2 separate regions of the Homo sapiens genome follow, and region 1 is linked to region 2. A link is an interaction called in ENCODE POLR2A ChIA-PET data of the cell type or tissue named here. Cell type or tissue: Caco-2. All regions are shown on one strand. Links, peaks and the distances in the headings refer to the core of each region. The heading gives the core; the rest is flanking DNA. Region 1 overlaps DIAPH3 (diaphanous related formin 3). Region 2 overlaps TDRD3 (tudor domain containing 3).

The links. Peaks named below come from ENCODE experiments on the same cell type or tissue, not always from the same donor. Only the 100,000 strongest peaks of a DNase experiment are listed, where the experiment ranks them.
Region 1: POLR2A ChIA-PET joins it to region 2 with 13 read pairs; 2 of 35 experiments call an interaction of 5 or more read pairs at or near these places.

The regions. Positions count from the first base shown.
Region 1 is chr13:59,838,673-59,848,549 of GRCh38, forward strand. DIAPH3 (diaphanous related formin 3) reads right to left here. Exons shown (of 28, transcript NM_001042517.2): 23 at 652-776. Among named protein-coding and RNA genes, the nearest start is that of DIAPH3-AS1, 170 kb to the right of the region's middle. In Caco-2, for the core only: no CTCF peak of the experiment used is centred there; DNase peaks (open chromatin) are centred at 4,629, 6,909 and 8,349.
Region 2 is chr13:60,398,444-60,408,320 of GRCh38, forward strand. The region is part of intron 1 of TDRD3 (tudor domain containing 3); the gene reads left to right. Among named protein-coding and RNA genes, the nearest start is that of TDRD3, 6.2 kb to the left of the region's middle. In Caco-2, for the core only: no CTCF peak of the experiment used is centred there; no DNase peak of the experiment used is centred there; H3K4me3 peaks cover 614 bases.

The DNA of each region.
Region 1 (9,877 bases), core at 741-8,740, 560 kb before region 2:
AGTCAAACTTCCTCAACCTGAGTTTTAATATCCTTTCAATTCATCATGTACATCAGAAGGAAATAAGGTATATGACAGGGAAAAGATGAGAGAACATACTATTATCTAAGCTGATAAAAAGGAAAAAAATAGAAATTAATGATCATACATTTGTGGGTGGGCGTGGTGGCTCACGCCTATAATCCCAGCACTTTGGGAGGCTGAGGCTGGCAGATCACTTGAGGTCAGGAGGTCGATACCAGTCTGGCGAATATGGTGAAACCCTGTCTCTACTAAAAATACAAAAAAATTAGCTGGGCATGGTGGTGCGTGCCTGTAGGCCCAGCTACTTGAGAGACTGAGGCAGGAGAATTGCTTGAACTTGGGAAGCAGAGGTTGCAGTGAGCCAAGATCATGCCACCGCACTCCAGCCTGGGTTTCAAAAAATAAATAAATAAATAAATAAACAAACAGACAGACAGACAGACATTTGTGTATTATTCATGATTGACAGACACTTTGATAAATTTCCCTGCAAGAAGGCAAAGGTTAAACTTTCTGTAATTTGGCACTACAGAATGATCTCTGGTTACACAAAGACATCTAAAATATTAAATAAATTGTATCTCTAGTTGACTAGTGACTTAAGTTATTTAGCTATCAAAAGGATATGGACATCTTTGTCACAAACTTGTCATGCAAGTCCTCAGGAGGGGGAAAGGTTTCCAATTCCTTCTCAAGCTGTTGAAGCTGCCTTCCCATCTGCCTCAAATTCTTTTCCAGCGTTTCTACAGAGACTAAAAGAGAGTATATTAAATGCCCGGAAAGGACAAAATTATAATATATAAAAGGTAAGACACCCTAGAAACAAAACATTCATGAAAACAACTCACAATAATGTAAGAAAATTCATTATAAAATAAAAATAAATTTCACTTTTAACCTTTCAATTTAAAATCTAGTTATAAAAGAAATTCAGTAAGACAGTCTTTAAAACGTAAGACAAAATTTAAGAAATGCTCACACACACAAATAAACCACACTTCAGAAATAAGTTTCATTAGAATTCTTGACCATTGGAAATACTACAAAATCATCAGTCTATTCAGAGACAAAAAGAAAACATTTTTTAAAATTGGACTGATTTAAATATAATTTGAACATTTTTCAAAATCATCTCTTGACAGGGAACAGTGAGTAGATGGGAAAGATGGGGAAAAGTGTTTTTTATTGTCCAAGCTTATCTACAATGGGAAAGAAAAGGTATCAGAGGCTACTTATAATGACAAATGTCAAGCTTTCTTTGCTGATATCCTGAACACAATTTGTGTTTATTATCTAATAATATTTTTCCTTCTTTGACTTAAAGTGGCTCTCACGGTACACATGAAGAAGAAATGGTAAACCAGGGCACTGTGTCACTATGAGAATATACTAGCCACCCAGCAGAACAGACATTAAGGATCATTTCTGAAAATCTTTTCATAGTCAATTTTATATGACACCAGGAAAAAGATTTAATAGTGCAAAAAGAAGATAGAGTGACCTAAACCAACTTTTAAAATATTTGCTTTAGGTACAAATGAATTCTAGGTTAAAAAAAAATCTATTGTTTTTGTTCAATGTGAACTATATAAAATGATGTTTAAAGAATGAATACAGTAATTCAAGGTAATCTGCCATTCTTAGGATTTGAATTAATCCTGAAGGATTTGAATTAATCCTGAAGAATGGGTGCAATTCAAGTTTTATCTATAAGGATAGGAATATCCTTGGAAGCAATCTAAATGCCCAACAAAATGAAACTGAGTTGTTTTTTTTTTAATTTTAGCTTGGTTCAAAAGAATAAAATAGTAAGGAGACATTAAAAATAATGTGTAAGAATATGAAATGGTGTTTTATTGTTTTTTTAACCTGGTTGTACAGAAAATAACATTTGGTATTCTGACATTAACAGCTTTTAATAAAACCTAAATGTATTTTCTTATTTTAAAAAATTAGCAATCTAATTCTCAGATGCAACGTTTAAGGAGTCCAATGATTGAACTCTTCCGAGAACCACATATAATACTTGTTTGTGCTTGAAGAGTGATGGTACTTTAACTGTTTGCTCCCACTATGATGAAGCTAGTCTGGATTTACACTCATGCATATTTTCTCAGTAGGTTTTTTTTTTCCTTCTCACGTATTCCCTTTCTGTGATACTTTGAATTTACACACTAAATGCTATAATAATACACACTATTATCTGAGTCATTGTCTCAAATTTAAGAATCACATATTCTTACCTTTTTAACTATTTAAATTATTCCAATACCTTGCTGTGCATTGCTCATAGTGGTAACATATATTTCCTATGTTATACTCTTTCATTTTTATGTCTGCTTGTCAATTATCCACAACCAAGATTCTATTTGATTAGGCCAATGGTGTTTCATTTACTCTTCCCGTTTCCAACTTTTTTCTTTGCTTCTTTCAAAGTTCTCTATCTGCATTACATAAGAGATTCCTTTTGCTCTCCTAGTCTATTTGATCTCTCCCTTAAAGTCTCATTAGCATTTCCTCTATCATTTTTCAAGAACTCTTACAGGTGGTTCAGTCACTTTTTATACTTCCTAAAACTCTGCAACTTCTGACTAAATAAAGGTTCAAAAGCAAGCTGGGCATGGTGATGCACATCTGTAATCCTAGCACTTTAGGAGCTGAGGTAGGAGGATCAACTTGAAGCCAGGAGTTCAAGACCAGCCTGGACAACAACAAGACTCTGTGCCTCCAAAAATTAAAAAAAAAAAATTAGCCAGCCATGGTGGCATGTGCCTGTAGTCCCAGCTAATATGGAGGCTGAGGTGGGAAAATTGCTTGATCCCAGAAGTTTGAAGCTACAGTGACCAGTCATGGCACCAATGCACCACAGCCTGAGTGACAGAGCAAGACCCTGTCTCTTTTATTAAGTAAATACATGCTCAGAAATGTTTATAAGCCATACATCTACTTTGTGCTATAAATTAGGTTCAAAAAAGTAGTGTATTAGTAGTATAATGGTAGCAGTAATTGTTATATTAGTAGCAGTGACAATAAAAATAATAGTAATGGTAATAACAACATCTAAAATGTGGTAAGTGTTTATGTATGTCAGGTACCGTCTTAAGTGTTTTCTATTAATTAACTCATGCAATCCTCACCAGAACATCATGAAGTAGGCATTATTATTATTCCTATTTTACAGATGAGGAAACTGGAGCTCAGTAGGTAAGTAAAAAGGTCAAATTAAAAATTGGTGAAGCTAGAATTTGAATTCAAGCAGTTTCATTCCAGACCTTATTTTTAACCACTGTGTTATATATAAATTATTATAGAAATTACCATTTTGTTTTCATAACCCCTGTCAGTAACATTTAAATAAACAGATATAATTTTCACATAATAAGGGGTTTCTTGTACATTCTTGCCCATTGCAATCACAAGCAATCCATATTCCCTGCCTAAACCCAGGGAATATATGCCTAAGCATTCTGGATGGACGGGTGAGTGTGCAGTTATATATATATAACTTTTTATATATGTATTTATTTTTAAGTACTATATATATTAAAGTGGTATCTCACCTTGAACAAAACCACATACTTAAAATACTTAGTCTGCTCAACCAATTTTATTATGCACACATGTCAAATTAGCAAAAGATCTAGAGAACAGACCAATAGGTCTGAGGGACTCCCATATGAGAAAAAGCACAGGGCAAATGTTGGGAGGGAACATAGATTGTTTGATTTTTTCTCTGACACCAAATACATTGTTCCAACACCAATCAATTGTCTAATTCTCCAATACCAACTGGGTGTCCTACAATTGGAGTTAGTGCAGACTCCATAAGTTAAGGAGAAAATCCTTCAATTCCGATACTAACTACCCAGATTTAGTGTCAGGCTGTACAGGTAGAAGGGCTCACTCCCACAAAACTACCCTCATTTCAGATGCCAGTTGCCAGTCTAGAGGACCACTCTAGACTGACTCGCTATAAATCTGGGGATTCCCAAAACTCCCTTCCCTGAAGTTCCACAATTCACTAGAATGACTCACAGAAATCAGGAAAGCACTATACTTATGATTGTAGCTTTATTATGAAGGACACAACCCATGAACAACCAAACGGAAGAGAGGTACAGGACAAGGAATGGTGGGACGGGGGTGGTGCACAGTTTCACTGCCCTTCCAGCACTTCCACCCTCCAAGCACATCCATGTGTTACCAACCCAGAAGCTCCCCCAACCTCTTTCAGTCTTTATTGAAGCCTCATTACAAAGGCACTATTGATTAAATCACTGGCATTTGTGATTGAGCTCAATCTTCAGCCCCTCTCGCACCCATACATTGGGTATAAGCCCACAGTTCTAACCCTTTAATCGTATGTTTACTACTTCTAGAAACCAGTCTTCATCCTGAAGCTATACCCCTACCTGTCTTTAGTCACTACATTAACATACAAAATATGTGTCACTCAGGAAATTCCAAAACTTCTAGGAGCTTCGTGTCAGGAACCAGGGGGCAAAGACCAAATATTTACTTTTCATTGTACCGTATGGATATAGAAGTACATGTCTGGTCAGAGGGCAGAATTCCAGTAGGGAGGTGTAAGAGAAGCACATTTTTGGCTCATTCTCAGAGGTGCCTAAAGTCTAGGCTGCCCTCAGAGGAAGCCAGCTACTGGTAACTGAAGATAGAGCTACCCCAATGAGTGAGTGCTTCTCAGCTAGGTGGGAGAGGGACTTAGTCCACTGGATAAAAGGCCTGTGACTTTTCCAATTCTGTGGTTGTCAGTGGGTCAGGAACTATGCTCTTTATGATTGGAAGCAATTTCTCCTGGGCTTGATTTCCACATTAGTGAAATGAGAAGGATCTCACCGCGTATTTTTACCTCACAGACATTTCATAAAGAGTAAGCAAGCTATCTTCAAAAAAATAAAATGGTTCTTGAGGCTACTCTACAGATGCAAATCTCACTAAGCCATTTCTTGTGCTTCACCAGAAGTCTCTGATTATTTGCACATTATTTGCACATTATGGTTAAGCAGATTTAAATGTAATTGACCAACCTCTCACTTGGTTTTTAAATAAGGACCAACACACACTTGGAAGAAAGAAAGCAGCGTGAGAATTCTGGGCTAAGAAAATGTATGCCATCTGATGGGTAAAACTAAAGAGCATTTTAAGAATTCCCTTGCTGTATTTATAAGTCGGATCTGAATAATGGGAACACATGGACACAGGGAGGGGAACAACACACAGTGGAGCCTGTATGAGTGGCGGGCAGGAGGAGGGAGAGAATCAGGAAAAATAGCTAATGCATGGCAGGCTTAATACCTAGGTAATGGGTTTATAGATGCAGCAAACCACCATGGCATACGTTTACCTATGTAACAAACCTGCACATCCTACACATATATCCCAGAACTTAAAAAAAAAAAAAAAGAATTCCCTTGGTGTTTTTATTTTTTCAGCAATTATTCTATTTCTATAGACAATTCTTGTATGTATCTTCAAACATAATTTTAGCCACATTTTTCACATGTATCAGGTTCTTTGAGGTCAGGAACTATATTTTATGTCTTAAAAATCTTAACTATATCCAGATCACGAGGTCAGGACATCGAGACCATCCTAGCTAACACGGGGAAACCCCGTCTCTACTAAAAATATAAAAAATTAGCCAGGCGTGGTGGCGAGCGCCTGTAGTCCCACCTACTCAGGAGGTTGAGGCAGGAGAATGGCATGAACCCGGGAGGCAAAGCTTGCAGTGAGCTGAGATCGCGCCACTGCACTCCAGCCTGGGTGACGGAGCGAGACTCCATCCCAAAAAAAAAAAAAAGGAAAAAACAAAACAAAACAAAAACTATATCAGGGAGTATTAAATTGTACACTCTTAAAGAATTTTTAATTTACTGGTGTCTCTGTATGTGACCTATGTGTGAATTTTATCTTTCAATCTTCTCACCAAGAAATTAATCATATTTTTTGTATTCCTGTTCATTCTTTGGAAGAAAACTAACAAAACAGAGCCATCATCAAACAGAGCTAGCTAGACAATTTTGACTTTTGCATTTTCCTCAGTTAACATTCCACCAGATGACATCTCTCAGTCACTTCAGACATCATGTGTCTCTATCTCCAACCTGCTCCCTATGTGTAATCTCCATACCACAGAAGGCAAAAGGACCATAAATCCCATTTCTTGTGCTAGAAACCTGCTGGTCTTGACCCTTTCCTCTCTTGCAATTCTCAGATTCAAACAATCATGACACTCAGGCATTTTACTTGACAAATAGTACTTAATTCCTTCCTGACTTAACACCTTTTTTTCTTTCTCTTTTTTTTTGAGACACCATTTTTTTCCTTTTTCCTTTTTTTTCTTTTTGAGATGGAGTCTCACTCTGTTGCCCAGGCTGGAGTGCACTGGTGTGATCTCGGCTCACTGCAAACTCCGCCTCCTGGGTTCAAGCAATTCTCCTGCCTCAGTCTCCTGAGTAGCTAGGATTATAGGCATAAACCACCACCTGGCTTATTTTTGTATTTTTAGTAGAGACGGGGTTTCACCATGTTAGTCAGGCTGGTCTTGAACTCCTGACCTCATGATCTGCCTGCCTTGGACTCCCAAAGTGTTGGAATTACAGGTGTGAGCCACCGCGCCTGGCTGACTTAACACTTTTAAAGTCATAGGGAACCCTTTTGTCTTCTCTGATCTCTGGTCTCCTACAGTTTTTCTCCAGCGTCATTTTCACACTGTGCATAGGGGTTTCCAGACAATCAGTAAAGCTGCCCCTTTCCTGTTCAATGCATGTCAGTAAACTGGTTACATAACATCTGAGTTCCTAAACAAAGCCCCACCTACAACCTGGGGTGCTCTACTTCATATCCTGCCAAATATTCATCTCCAAAATACATACTGCTTATAGTTCCCCTGCCCATATCCCTCTTCATCTAATCTGTACCTGATCCTGGAAATAATGTGTGTCTATCTGCCTTGTGCACTTCACCCCTGGGTCATAACCATTCATAATTTACAAGGAATCAAAAACTACAGCAAGTACACAGGTAAAGTGCCCTTTCTCCCAATCACAACTAGTAATTATCTCTATCTTTGCAATTACTACTCTCTATTTACATTTATCTTTTTATCTGTCTTCCTCTCCCAAATGGCTGGGAATTCCTTAAGATAAGACACCATTCATCTTTGTATTTTCGTTACAAAACATATTGCAGATACCCAAATGTTTGCTGAAGGAATGGGTTTTGGATTTAACTTTAACCTCGCCAGATAAGAGCGTTAAAAATGAAACAGGAAAATATAACAGATTAAATATCCCAGACATTAAAATCAAAGACACAGGCTTTCCTCCAAGTGTCTTATTATTATGATAATTATACACCAGAGGTGTTAAAGAAGCTTTAGAGTAAAAGTTAAAATCGAAACTATAAATATTTAAGTTTAAAGCAGTCATGAATACATGCTTTTTATAACACCATGGCCTCTATGATTTACTAGATTAAGATTTCAAGTAAGAAAGGAGAGGTTACATAATCTTTGTAATTAAAAAAAAAAATCCTCTATGAATATCTCCTGGAGGTGTTGGTCATTATTTCATAATAAGCTTACTAAAAAATGCCACACTCACTCTTACACATCATGATACAATCCAGGGAAATTGATTTCTTTAAGGAAAGCTTAAAGAACAACTTATTACCATAGACAATTTAAACATGCAAACTAAATCAAACCTTCCTACACTCATAGAATCAATTGTTTCATGTGCAAAATTATTTAGTTTCAGGCTCCAAGCAATATATTTCTTCCTAGACAACTGTAATAATAAAAGCATTTTATAAAGCTATAGCAACATTTTATAAATGCAAGTTAAAATAATAAAATTGTATGGACAAGGTGGTCCAAAACAAACCTCAGTAGTATAAAAAAAAATCTTGACTATTAAGTAGGTCTACAACAAAACCTAAATTCTAGAATACCATTATAAAATCCATTACATGACAAAAAGATACAAAACTAAAACAATACTGAAAAAAAATCAAAGTAAAAATAAATTGTAGCTTAGTTCGTAACAGGCAAAGATAAATTGAAAGAAACTGTGCTGCCGGGTGCAGTGGTTCACTCCTGTAATCTCAGCACTTTGGGAGGCTGAGGTGAGAGGATCACTTGAGGCCAGGGGTTTGAGACCAGACTGGGCAACACAGTGAAACCCCATCTCTATAAATTTTTTTAAAAAGATTAGCCAGGGGTAGTGGTGCCTGCCTATACTCCTAGTTACCCAGGAGGCTGAGGCAGGAAGATAGCTTGAGCCCAGGAATTTGAAGTTACAGTAAGCAATGATTGCATCACTGCACTCCAACCTGGGCGACAGAGGGAGATCTTGTCTCAAAAAAAAGAAAGACAAAGGAGCAATGCTAAGTGAACAGCCAGTCATCCTCATCAAGTAGTTGTACCTTCCTTGACTTACCTGACTCAGATCTTCTTTCTTCCCATTGTTCTGATTCTTGATGGAACCCCAGGTAATAACAAATGGAATTTGCATTCCTTAATTAATTTACTATACTGTATGCAATGATGGTTTAATTTTTGTTGTTTTTACATAATACTGCAAGAGAAATGCCTTCATCTGCTATGGAACATGGAAAGAAGAAAGGGAGAAGGCAAGTAGAGGAAATGAATACAACCAATTAAAGGCCCCCAGTCAATTCTGTTGAGCTATTTCATCCCCTGAAAGAAAGAGCCAGCCCTGTCCTTTACAAGTACAAAGAGGGTATTAAAGGCGGCAGCCTTTTAGAAGAGAAAGTGTATTAGTGGGAGAAGCCCATCTCAAAGGAAATCATGTTTACCTATAAGATTTCAGAATTCCCTTAGATAAGATGTTCAAAACCATGGTATAAATATTACATAAGAGGTGCATAACAGAAATGTTTAATAACAATATTCAAAATGTTCCCTTAGTATAATGGTTCTGTGTACATGTACATGGGAGGGCAATTTTACTGCTTTTTACTTTGTCACAGGGGAAATGTTAAGCACAGACTGACTGACTTTCAAGTAAGACTAGTTTTCACTTGCTGCTATTGGAGACCAGGTCAGCCTCACAATTCCAAGATTGTGTATTAGCTGGACTTCAAAAAAGTCCAAATTTTTTCTCAAGCCTAGATCCTTCCCCTGAACTCCAATGGCCTATTTGGACATGTTTCCTTAATATTTAGCTGGCACCTTAAACTCACTTTTCCAATTAGAATTTATCTTCCTCCTTGACTTGCCCCTACATCGCAGTAAATCATTAGTTTTTATAACTCTTTTCTCTTTCATGCCGCACACATCTAACCATAGAGCGCATCTTGCTGGTTCTAACCTCAAAATGCATTCGTTTTCCAAATACTTCTTACCACCCTCACTACTCTTCCCGATCCAAGCCAACATTATTCCTCCTCTAGATTATTTTAACAGCATCAGAGTGGTTTTACTCATTCTACCATTATTCATCTACACTTTTTCCTCAACAGAGCAGCCAAAGCAATCCTTTGAAAATTTAAGTCAGATGTCACTCTTTTGCTCAAAACCTTCCGTGGCTTTTGAGTGGCTCCTCATCTCAGAGTAAAGTCAAATCTTTTTTTTTTTTTTTTTAATTATTATACTTTAAGTTTTAGGGTACATGTGCACATTGTGCAGGTTAGTTACATATGCATACATGTGCCATGCTGGTGCGCTGCACCCACTAACTCGTCATCTAGCCTTAGGTATATCTCCCAGTGCTATCCCTCCCCGCTCCCCCCACCCCACCACAGTCCCCAGAGTGTGATATTCCCCTTCATGTGTCCATGTGATCTCATTGTTCAATTCCCACCTATG
Region 2 (9,877 bases), core at 48-8,047:
GAGATGACACAGGGAAGCGCTTATTGTTTTGCAGAACCTACACAAGATCTATATGGTTCGTGAAAGATGTGGATTTGATTTTGTGAATAAAGTTTTTGATCAGTAGAGGGATATAATCACAACTGTGCTTTGAAGAAGCCCCTCCTGATTTTAAAGGCACTTGTGTTATTATACACCCCATTTTACAGGTGAGGAGACTGAGGCAAAGAGCTGTTAAGTAACTTTCCCAAAATGACATAGCTAGAAAGTGGTGGAGTTGAATGTTGAGCACAGAGGGCCTGGCTCTGGGCCTGGTTCCTTTAACGCTTATGCGTTATTGTTGTTACAGTTTTTTCGCAGAACAGCATGGGCGTAAAAGATTGTAGAGTTAAAAACACTGTCTTCAGTTTTGTTTCTGTTCAATAGGAATCTCTTCTTTCAGTTTTTTTACCCACAAGGGTGTCCTGAATAATCTTGGATCCCTCTTTCATTTGCCTTTCTCCCCATTTCTCATTAGGTTGAGCGTTGATCCTTCACACTAGTAATATTTTCATTTACAAACTCAGTATTTTACTGCTTTCCAACATGACCCCCCCTCCTTTGGAAAGATTAGTCTCATTTTTTAGGTCCCGAACACGTGTTGACTTTGTTTTCTCTGGCCTCTTATGCTTTTCCAGGGCAGGGAAGTGAGTCTTATTTTTCTCCTTATCTGGATTGTCAAGAAATGCACCAGATTGTAGGTTCTCTGTAAAGTCTAATACAGTTGACCTTGGAATGCCCCTGCCAGTCAGAATTCTCTGGGCAGGGCCTCTGCAGAAGCTTAGGTAGAGTCCCACCCTGCTTCGTTATATTGTTATAAATCTTCAGCAATGTTATATTGTAGCATTTGCTACTTTATATTGCAACTTAACTGTTTATGTTTCTCCCACCTGTCTGTGCTGCTTCTGTATGGCAGTGACTCATAAAGGCAGTAGTAATCTGCGGGGCTAAAAACACTATCTTTCTAGGAATTGTGAGTTTCATGTAATTCCTGCTAGGTCTCGAACAGACTAGGCATGAGGATCTCCTAGGCTTTCAGGTGGCTTCTACTAGGTCTTTAATTGGGGACTTACTATGTTAAAATTTAGAATCACAAAGGTTTAAAGGCAGAAAAGAGCACTGGAGGGAAAATTTCTGACTGAAGGGCTTTCACCAACTCATTTTAGTTCTTATATCCTGAGTTTGCTCTTACACTTGGGGTTCTCTGTTAACTGTCACTGACAAACCATTTTTCTTAGTATTCAAATCTATGTACTTAGTTACTTGTAGAAGCTAAAAAGAAGTAGATGCTAAAACATGGACACACTATTGTTAAATCTGTTCTATAGGCTTCACCTAAAATAGCAGATTAGGGAAATATTTAGTGCTGAAAAGTTTACAATTCTGAAAATGTGATCTTCAGGGGGGTACAGAAGATCTATGTAGACCAATCTGTTCAAGTTTACATTATTTTTAAGCGCAGTTTTTTTCCTTCTTAAGGTTTTAATCTTCATTAGAACCCCTATAAAAATCAGTATTTTAAAATATAACTTCAAAAGTAGCTACCTGGCGGACTTAAAATAATTTTTGTTCTTCAATGGCCAGTAGCACACAAACTATTAGATTTTGCTGATTTGAACTTGAATGTTCCAGGGCTTTCTACAGAGTAGTGATAATGTTTAAATAATGCACTAAATGGTACCTTGTAAAGCTTAATTATATGCATGGAATAACTTCACGGGGAGAAGAAATTTGACTCTGAATTTATCTAGATAACAATTTTACTCACTCTGCATTTTTGTTTTCTCTCTTCAGAGGTTCATTCTCCTTTAGGATGATATCCCTGATCACTGTGAGTGGAAATATAAAATTCTACTCACAGGAGAAAGATTCAAAATGTTGATCTCTGGACATTTTGAATTTTTCTCTTCCATCTCCTCCTTTGTTTGTTTGTTTTTAACAGAAACCTGTCACGGGGTACCTAATCAGTTGTGTTTTTGTTTTTGAAAATGTATCTTCTGGCTGGGCGCAGTGGTGGCTCATGCCTGTAATCCCAGCACTTTGGGAGGCTAAGGCGGGTGGTCAGGAGTTGGAGACCAGCCTGGCAAAAATGGTGAAACCCCGTCTCTACTAAAAATACAAAAAAATTAGCCAGGCGTGGTGGCAGGCCCCTGTAATCCCAGCTACCTGGTGAGGCTGAGGCAGGAGAATCGCTTGAACCCAGGAGGCGGAGGTTGCAGTGAGTCGAGATTGCACCATTGCACTCCATCCTGGGCGACAGAGCGAGACTGTGTCTCAAAAAAAAAAAAAAAAGTGTCTTCCATGGAATTAATGTTGCATAGCTTAACTCTCTCTCTGTGCATATGAAGAAACTGAAGCACAGAGAGTTTCAATAATTTGCTCAGAGTTATAAATGGCAGAACCAAGAATAGAGCCCAGATGTCTAGAATAAAGATTCAGTACTCATTTCCACCAAAAATTAACAGAAGTGACCGCATCTAATTTAAATTATTGATCAAAAGTGACACATTTAAAAATTGAAAATTGGGTTGAAGCATTTTGTGGTGTGTAAATTTACTTTCCTAGTCCAGGAAAGATAAAGGGCTTATTCTGAGGGGTGATCCTATTAGAATCAAATAAATCTTTGCCTTGCAGTGAATCAACTAATTGTGTACTAGGCTTATCTGAAAATCTGGTAAATTCTGTATTTTTTAAGGTTTAAGAATACAGTTGGCCCTCCATATCTGTGGGTTCTGCACCCTTGGATTCAACCAGTCACAGATCTAAAATATTTGGAAAAATAAAAAAAAATAAAAATAACAATACAACAACAAAAATAATATGAATAAAAAATAAAATATAATTTTACATAGCATTTACACTGTATTAGGTATTTTAAGTAGTCTAGAGATGATTTCAGGTATGCAGGAGGATGTGTGTAGGTTATATGCAAATACTACACTACACTATTTTGTGTCAGGGACTTGAGCATCAGTAGACTTTGTTATCTGTAGGGGCCCTGGGACCAATCCCTTATGGATACTGAGGGATGACTGTATCTGAAAAAGTGGGACACTGTATTGTGTGTCTTTGCTTCTTTTACCCAGTAGTTTGAGTTGAAGACCCTTTAAGGTAGCATATGAAATAGCATTTCCATTTTGTTCTGAAAGAACATGTAGTCTTAGGAAGCCCAGTTTTCTAACACCCAGGTGTTAGCCATGGAGTACTCCAGGTTTTGTTTTGTTTGTTTGTTTTGAGGGCAGAGATGGGATGGAGAGGATAAACAAAGGTCTCCTTCTTACCTCTTGAATTTCACTTTCCCCTTTGGGGTTATCTCCATTTGATTATTGGTGCTATCACCATGCTAACATCCTCTGGCCCAAGTGCATACATAACTCCTTTCCCTTCATTTCACCTTTGAACAACTAAGAAAGCCTACAGCTTATTAAGGTCTTTGTCAAAATGTAGAACTGGAAAACAACCATGGGATAAATAGAAAAAAATAAGAAGCATAATGACAGTATAGGTTATAAAGTGATTATTGCACTCTTGTATTCAAGGGCCCACTCTATTCCACATTACTTTGAAGATAGCTACTACAAAGATGTGGAACAACTTCAGGATATTTTGCTGGAATTTCTAATTCCTAGTTTTTGACCTGTCCACAGATGAAGGGCTTCTTTTCACATTCCATTACATAGAGGCTTCTTCTCAAACACATTAATGATCATGACTAAGAAATTCAGATACCCAGCCTGCAGCCACTGCTGTGCCTTTGTTTGTTTGGTTCTAGTTTTCTTAGAGACACACCTTTTTTCCAGGAGATTGCTGGTGAATGATCTCACTCTTCAGATGAGAAACATTGTGTAGCAGCATCAGTACAACCTCTGCAGTAGCAGTAATGTAATTATACCTTCTTATACTAGTGGTAATAGACATAAAATATGAGTTTATGCATATAATAAGAGGGTATTAGAAGTTTTGCTCCCTCACCATTCCAGTACATCTCTTAGAAATAGGTAAATATTTGTAGAGAATATTGGTAGTTCTTTATAAGGTTTAATATTAAGTGCAGGGTTTTTAAAATCTAGAATTATGATATACCTTTAATTACCATGCTTCATGGCCTTTAAAGTAAGTCACATGTACAAGACAGGCAGATATAAATAGCTTGGTATACTCTTTTGGAAAGGATTCGAATCATTAAAACACTTTTTTAGATGCTGAAGAACATTAGAGGAAACCAATTGCTTTTTTTTTTTTTTTTTTTTTTTGAGACGGAGTTTCACTCTTGTTGCCCAGGCTAGAGTGCAATGGCGCGATCTTGGTTCGTCGCAACCTCCACCTCCCAGGTTCTCCTGCCTCAGCCTCCCAAGTAGGTAGGATTACAGGCATGCGCCACCACGCCTGGCTAGCCAATTGCTTTTTAATCAGATTTTAGTGGAGCTTATTGGAGACATCCTTCTATTTTGAAATATTTTCTATTTCTTTAATGAACATTTGTAACTATCTCTTTGGCTTATATTGTTTGTGAAATGAAAATGTTCAAAGGTAATAAGCCTTGCCGACTTTCTGTCTCAAAATATGTTACATATTGCTTTACAGCTTCTGCTGATACTGTAAACTGCGAAAAATGACTGGATGTTTTGTTAAACTGTGCAAGTGTTCAGGTTTCAAGGTGCTGTTTGCAGTGATTTTTTTTTTTTTTCTGGTGACTAACCTATAAATCTAGTTTCAACTGCCTGTAGACTTGACTGCCTTAAGCATAAAGGGGGTATAAAAAGAAACTTGCTACCTCAGCAGGTTGAAAATAATTTTCTCCTTTCATACAGCAGCATTTGCTAAATCAACTAAAATTGCATAGTAACATTTTAAGAACCATAAAAATATGACTATATCAACTTTTTTGGCTTATGTTTTCTCCTTTTGACAAAAGAATATTGGCATTTTGACTTATCATGTTTCAGTTAAGTGCCATCAGTCTAGAAATTCATTCTTTCTGAAAGGTCTAGGATATAGAAGTAGCCGAAGAACAGTATTGCCAGATAAATTTTGGAAGAAGAATACTGAATGCCCAGAAATTTTCATGTAAAAATTTGAGAAACACTTGTGAAGTCATAGCACAGCAAAGAAAAGCAAACAAGATGGGGCAAAAATGTATGGTAATAATGTAAAGTATTAAGAAGGGTGTGAAATCAAAGACACTGATAGCAGAAAAGAAACAGGTTGGTGATGGACAAAAGGAGGAAAGAACTGCATAGACAGAGAGCCTATATGTACCATAGCACTGGAACTCCAATAGGATTCACATCTCTATTGGATGGATGTGAGTGTGTGTATGTACTTTTCACATGTAGTACAATTTTATGGCCTTAAAAGTAGAGACAAATAGCAGTATAGTGCTCTTGAATTATAATATCTTTACAATAATAAGTAAGGCATATACAGAGAAATATGTAACTCTATACAATAATATGTGCACTGAAATACATTTAGTAAATATTTATACCTCCTGTACACAAAGCACTGTGTTGCTGAGCTATGATGTACAAGACAGGCAGAATTTAAACATGATATACACTGTTATTTTACTTGCAAGATTTTGTTGAAACACATCTGAGAGCAGTTAACCCAGACTTGGGAAGGTTGGAAGCCTTTCCAGTACTGATGATGTATAAGCAAGGTTTTTGTATATGTCTTCTTTAAATATCATGTCTTGTGCTCTTTGGCTAAGGAAAAAACAAGGCACTGTATATGTTTTCTTTAAATATTGTGTCTTCTGATATTTGGCTAAGGAAAAAACAAGGCACATTCATCAATGCACTCATTCAACAAATAATTCGTTTTTGTTGTTGTTGTTGGTTTGTTTGCTTTTTTTTTTTTTTTTTGAGACGGAGTCTCGCTCTGTCACCCAGGCTGGAGTGCAGTGGCGGGATCTCGGCTCACTGCAAGCTCCGCCTCCCGGGTTCACGCCATTCTCCTGCCTCAGCCTCCCAAGTAGCTGGGACTACAGGCGCCCGCCACTACGCCCGGCTAATTTTTTGTATTTTTAGTAGAGACGGGGTTTCACCGTTTTAGCCGGGATGGTCTCGATCTCCTGACCTCGTGATCCGCCCGCCTCGGCCTCCCAAAGTGCTGGGATTACAGGCGTGAGCCACCGCGCCCGGCCCTGTTTGCTTTTTGAGACAGAGTCTCACTCTGTTGCCCAGGCTGGAGTGCAGTGGCATGATCTTGGCTCACTGTAACCTCCACCTCCCAGGTTCAAGAGATTCTTCTGCCTCAGCCTCCTGAGTAGCTGGGATTACAGGTGCCCACCACCACACCCAGCTAATTTTTGTATTCTTAGTTGATATGGTTTGGTTCTGCGTCCTCACCCAGATCTCATCTTGTAGCTCCCATAATCCCCACATGTTGTGGGAAGGACCTGGTGGGAGATGATTGAATTATGGGGATGGGTCTTTCCCATGCTGTTCTCGTGATAGTGAATGGGTCTCACAAGATCTGATGGTTTTAAAAATGGGAGGTGCCCTGCACAAGCTCTCTTTTTGCCTGCTGCCATTCACATAAGATGTGGCTTGTCCCTCTTTGCCATCTGCCATGATTGTGAGGCCTCCCCAGCCATGTGGAACTGTTAAGTCCAATAAATGTCTTTCTTTTGTAAATTGCCCGGTCTCAGGTATGTCTTTATCAGCAGCATGAAAAAGGACTATTAGAGACAGGGTTTCACCATGTTGGCCAGGCTGGTCTTGAACTCCTGACCTCAAGTGATCTACCTGTCCCGGCCTCCCAGAGTCCTGGGATTACAGATGTGAGCCACAGTGTCCAGCCTCAACAAATAATTCTTAAACAGCATATTGTGGCAGGCACTTTCTTAGTATAGTCAGATATAGTCTTATAGAAAAAAAACCCATTAATTACATATTCAAACATACTGCATCTATAAAGAATACTAGAGAGGAGAAGAGACATCATTCCAAATGCATGTACTAAGGGGGAATTAGCCTTTTCATGGTGGTCAGAGAATAGCAGAATTACTAAAGGGGAGTTCGTGTTTTCATGGTGGTCAGAGAATGCTATCCTGAGATCTGGAGAATGAGTGGTAACTGACTAAGTGAGGGGAGCACAGCATCTGCAAAAGTCATAGGGCACTAGGGAGCATGGTGAATACAAACATCTGAAGGACCTGGGTGGCTAGAGGGCAAGACAGAGGGACAGTGTAGTGAGATGGAATTAGGAGCTACCTAGGGACAGGTCACATAGCTTGGACCTTGTTGGCCATGTTAGGATTTATTTTTATTTTGAAGGCAATAGGAATCAGTTGAATAGTTTTAATCATGATGTGAGGGTTATGGTGGGAATAACATCATGGTTTTGAAGTATCCTTGGACTGAAGAAAATGGAGCTGGGCAGGACTATGAAATAGATGGTGATGGTTGAGATAGAGAGCAGCAGATCGACTTGACAGATATTTGGAAGGTAAATGGACAGGACTTTTTGACAGATTGGACATGAATGTGACACAGGAGTTGTTAAAGGCTTGATTTCTAGGTTTTGGACTTGTATCCTCAAATCAATTACAATTCAGTTAGGGACTGTTAGAAGACGGTCGCATTTTTGGGGGTTGGGTCATGAGTTAAGTTGGTCATTACTTGAGTGTGAGGTCCCTTTAAGTCATCTAAAATAAGATGTTAGGCATTAGGAAATACCAATCTTGCACTCAGAAGAGAAGACTGGGCTAGAGATAAATTTGGAGTCATTCCAGTATAGGTGGTGATTGAAATGGTGCATGGATAAGATCATCTAAGGCTGCAGCTGTCCGGTATGGTGGACATTAGACAAATATGGCTACTGATCACTTGAAATATGTCTAGTCTAAATTCAGATGTGCTATAAATGTAAAATACGCACTGAATTTGGAAGACAGTACTAAAAATGAGTGTAAGGATCTCAGTAATTTTTATATTGATCATACTTTAAAATATATTTTGTTAAAATAATTATTAAATTAATTTCACCTGTTTTTACTTTTTAAAATATGGCTACAAGACAATTTAAAATTACATATGTGGACATTATATTTGTTGGACAGTACTGATGTAAGAACCAAGCTTTGAGTAAGAGGCTAGGTTCAAGTACTGAGAAATTTTAGCATTTTTAGAGGAGAATTAGCCTTTAAGGACCTGCTAGTTAGGGGAAAAAGCTTTAGAATGCATTATAAAGTCATTGAGTTTTCTAAGAACAGAAAATGGACATATCTTTTGGAGTTCTTTGATAAGACTATTTGATATGGTCACTGTTAGTTTATTGACTTGCTGATATTGGAGACTCAGAGCACCTTTTAAAACACTCTTTATAAATTTAGATATCTGAAAGTCTTTTAAAAAATTCCCCACAATCTTTCCCCAAATTCCTCTAAATATATAAAATACAAATAAAATTTAGCTGCAGCTTTTCAGAAGGCAGTCTGTCATGGATATTACATGAAGATGTTAAGAAAACAAAATTTTATTTTATTAAATTTCTAAGTGGGACCATGAAGAGTTTAAAAATTAATAAAGGTGGATTTTGTAAAATACCTAATGTGAAATAATAAATGTAAGTATTGATGGAAAAACTTGCTAAATAAATTAAGCCAGTATTTTATAATGAATTTGGAATTGACTCAGTTCAAGCTTTGTTTTGAGAGAGAAATAGGGACATATGTTAAGTTTAGGTGTCCATAACATTGATAGTTTGATTGATGCCTTATGACTTTGTAAGCTTCTGTAAGGGAAAGATCAAGTCTTCATATTTTTGTAGTATTCCAAGCATTTAGCACGATGTAAGGTGCACAGTAGACACTTAAATACTTGTGGAATGAATGTTACTCTCATCTTAGTTGGTCTTGGTATCATTCATCATTTTGCTTTTGTGTCCTCAAGGGACATGAAACTTCTTCAAGCTTTTTGTAGAGTAGAAAATTGTTATTTCTGAAATGAATGTTGTGAAATTTAAACAAAATGTTATGAAAAATGTGATCTCCTCAGAAATGCAGGAAATAGCCTGTTATAGAAAGCTTTCTCTATTTGTTGATATTTTCTACCTTGTTTATAGAATTCAACTGTTAAGAGATATAACTAGTGATAATGAAGATAATACACTTAAAGGTATATGTTTGTATTTAGTTAGAAGAAAAGTTTGAAATATGTTGATAACATTTCTTTGCCCGAGACAACCAGCTGTCTCTTTAGGGTCTTTGAAATGTTCTGTTTCAAGGTAATATTAGTAGAAACTGTTTTCAGAACTATTTCTTTCACATTTGATGTTTTATGAGATAGCAACAAATTCTTTTCTTTTTGATATTTCAGAATTGCTTACAGCTTAGCACTTCAGTGATATGGTGTGGCTGTGTTCCGACCCAAATCTCAACTTGAATTGTTTCTCCCAGAATTCCCATGTGTTGTGGGAGGGACCCAGCGGGAGGTAATTGAATCATGGGGGTCGGTCTTTCCCATGCTATTCTTGTGATAGTGAATACGTCTCGTGAGATCTGATGGGTTTTTCAGGGGTTTCCGCTTTTGTTTCTTCCTCATTTTCTCTTGCCGCCGCCATGTAAGAAGTGCCTTTCACGTCCCGCCATGATTCTGAGGCCTCCCCACCCGTGTGGAACTGTAAGCCCAAATAAGTCTCAGGAGGTCTGATGGGTTTATCAGGGGTTTCCACTTTTGTTTCTTCCTCATTTTCTCTTGCCAATGCCATGTAAAAAGTGCCTTTCACCTCCCGCCATGATTCTGAGGCCTCCCCAGCCATGTGGAACTGTAAGTCCAATTAAACCTCTTTTTCTTCCCAGTCCCAGGTATGTCTTTATCAGCAGCATGAAAAAGAACTAATATAGTAAATT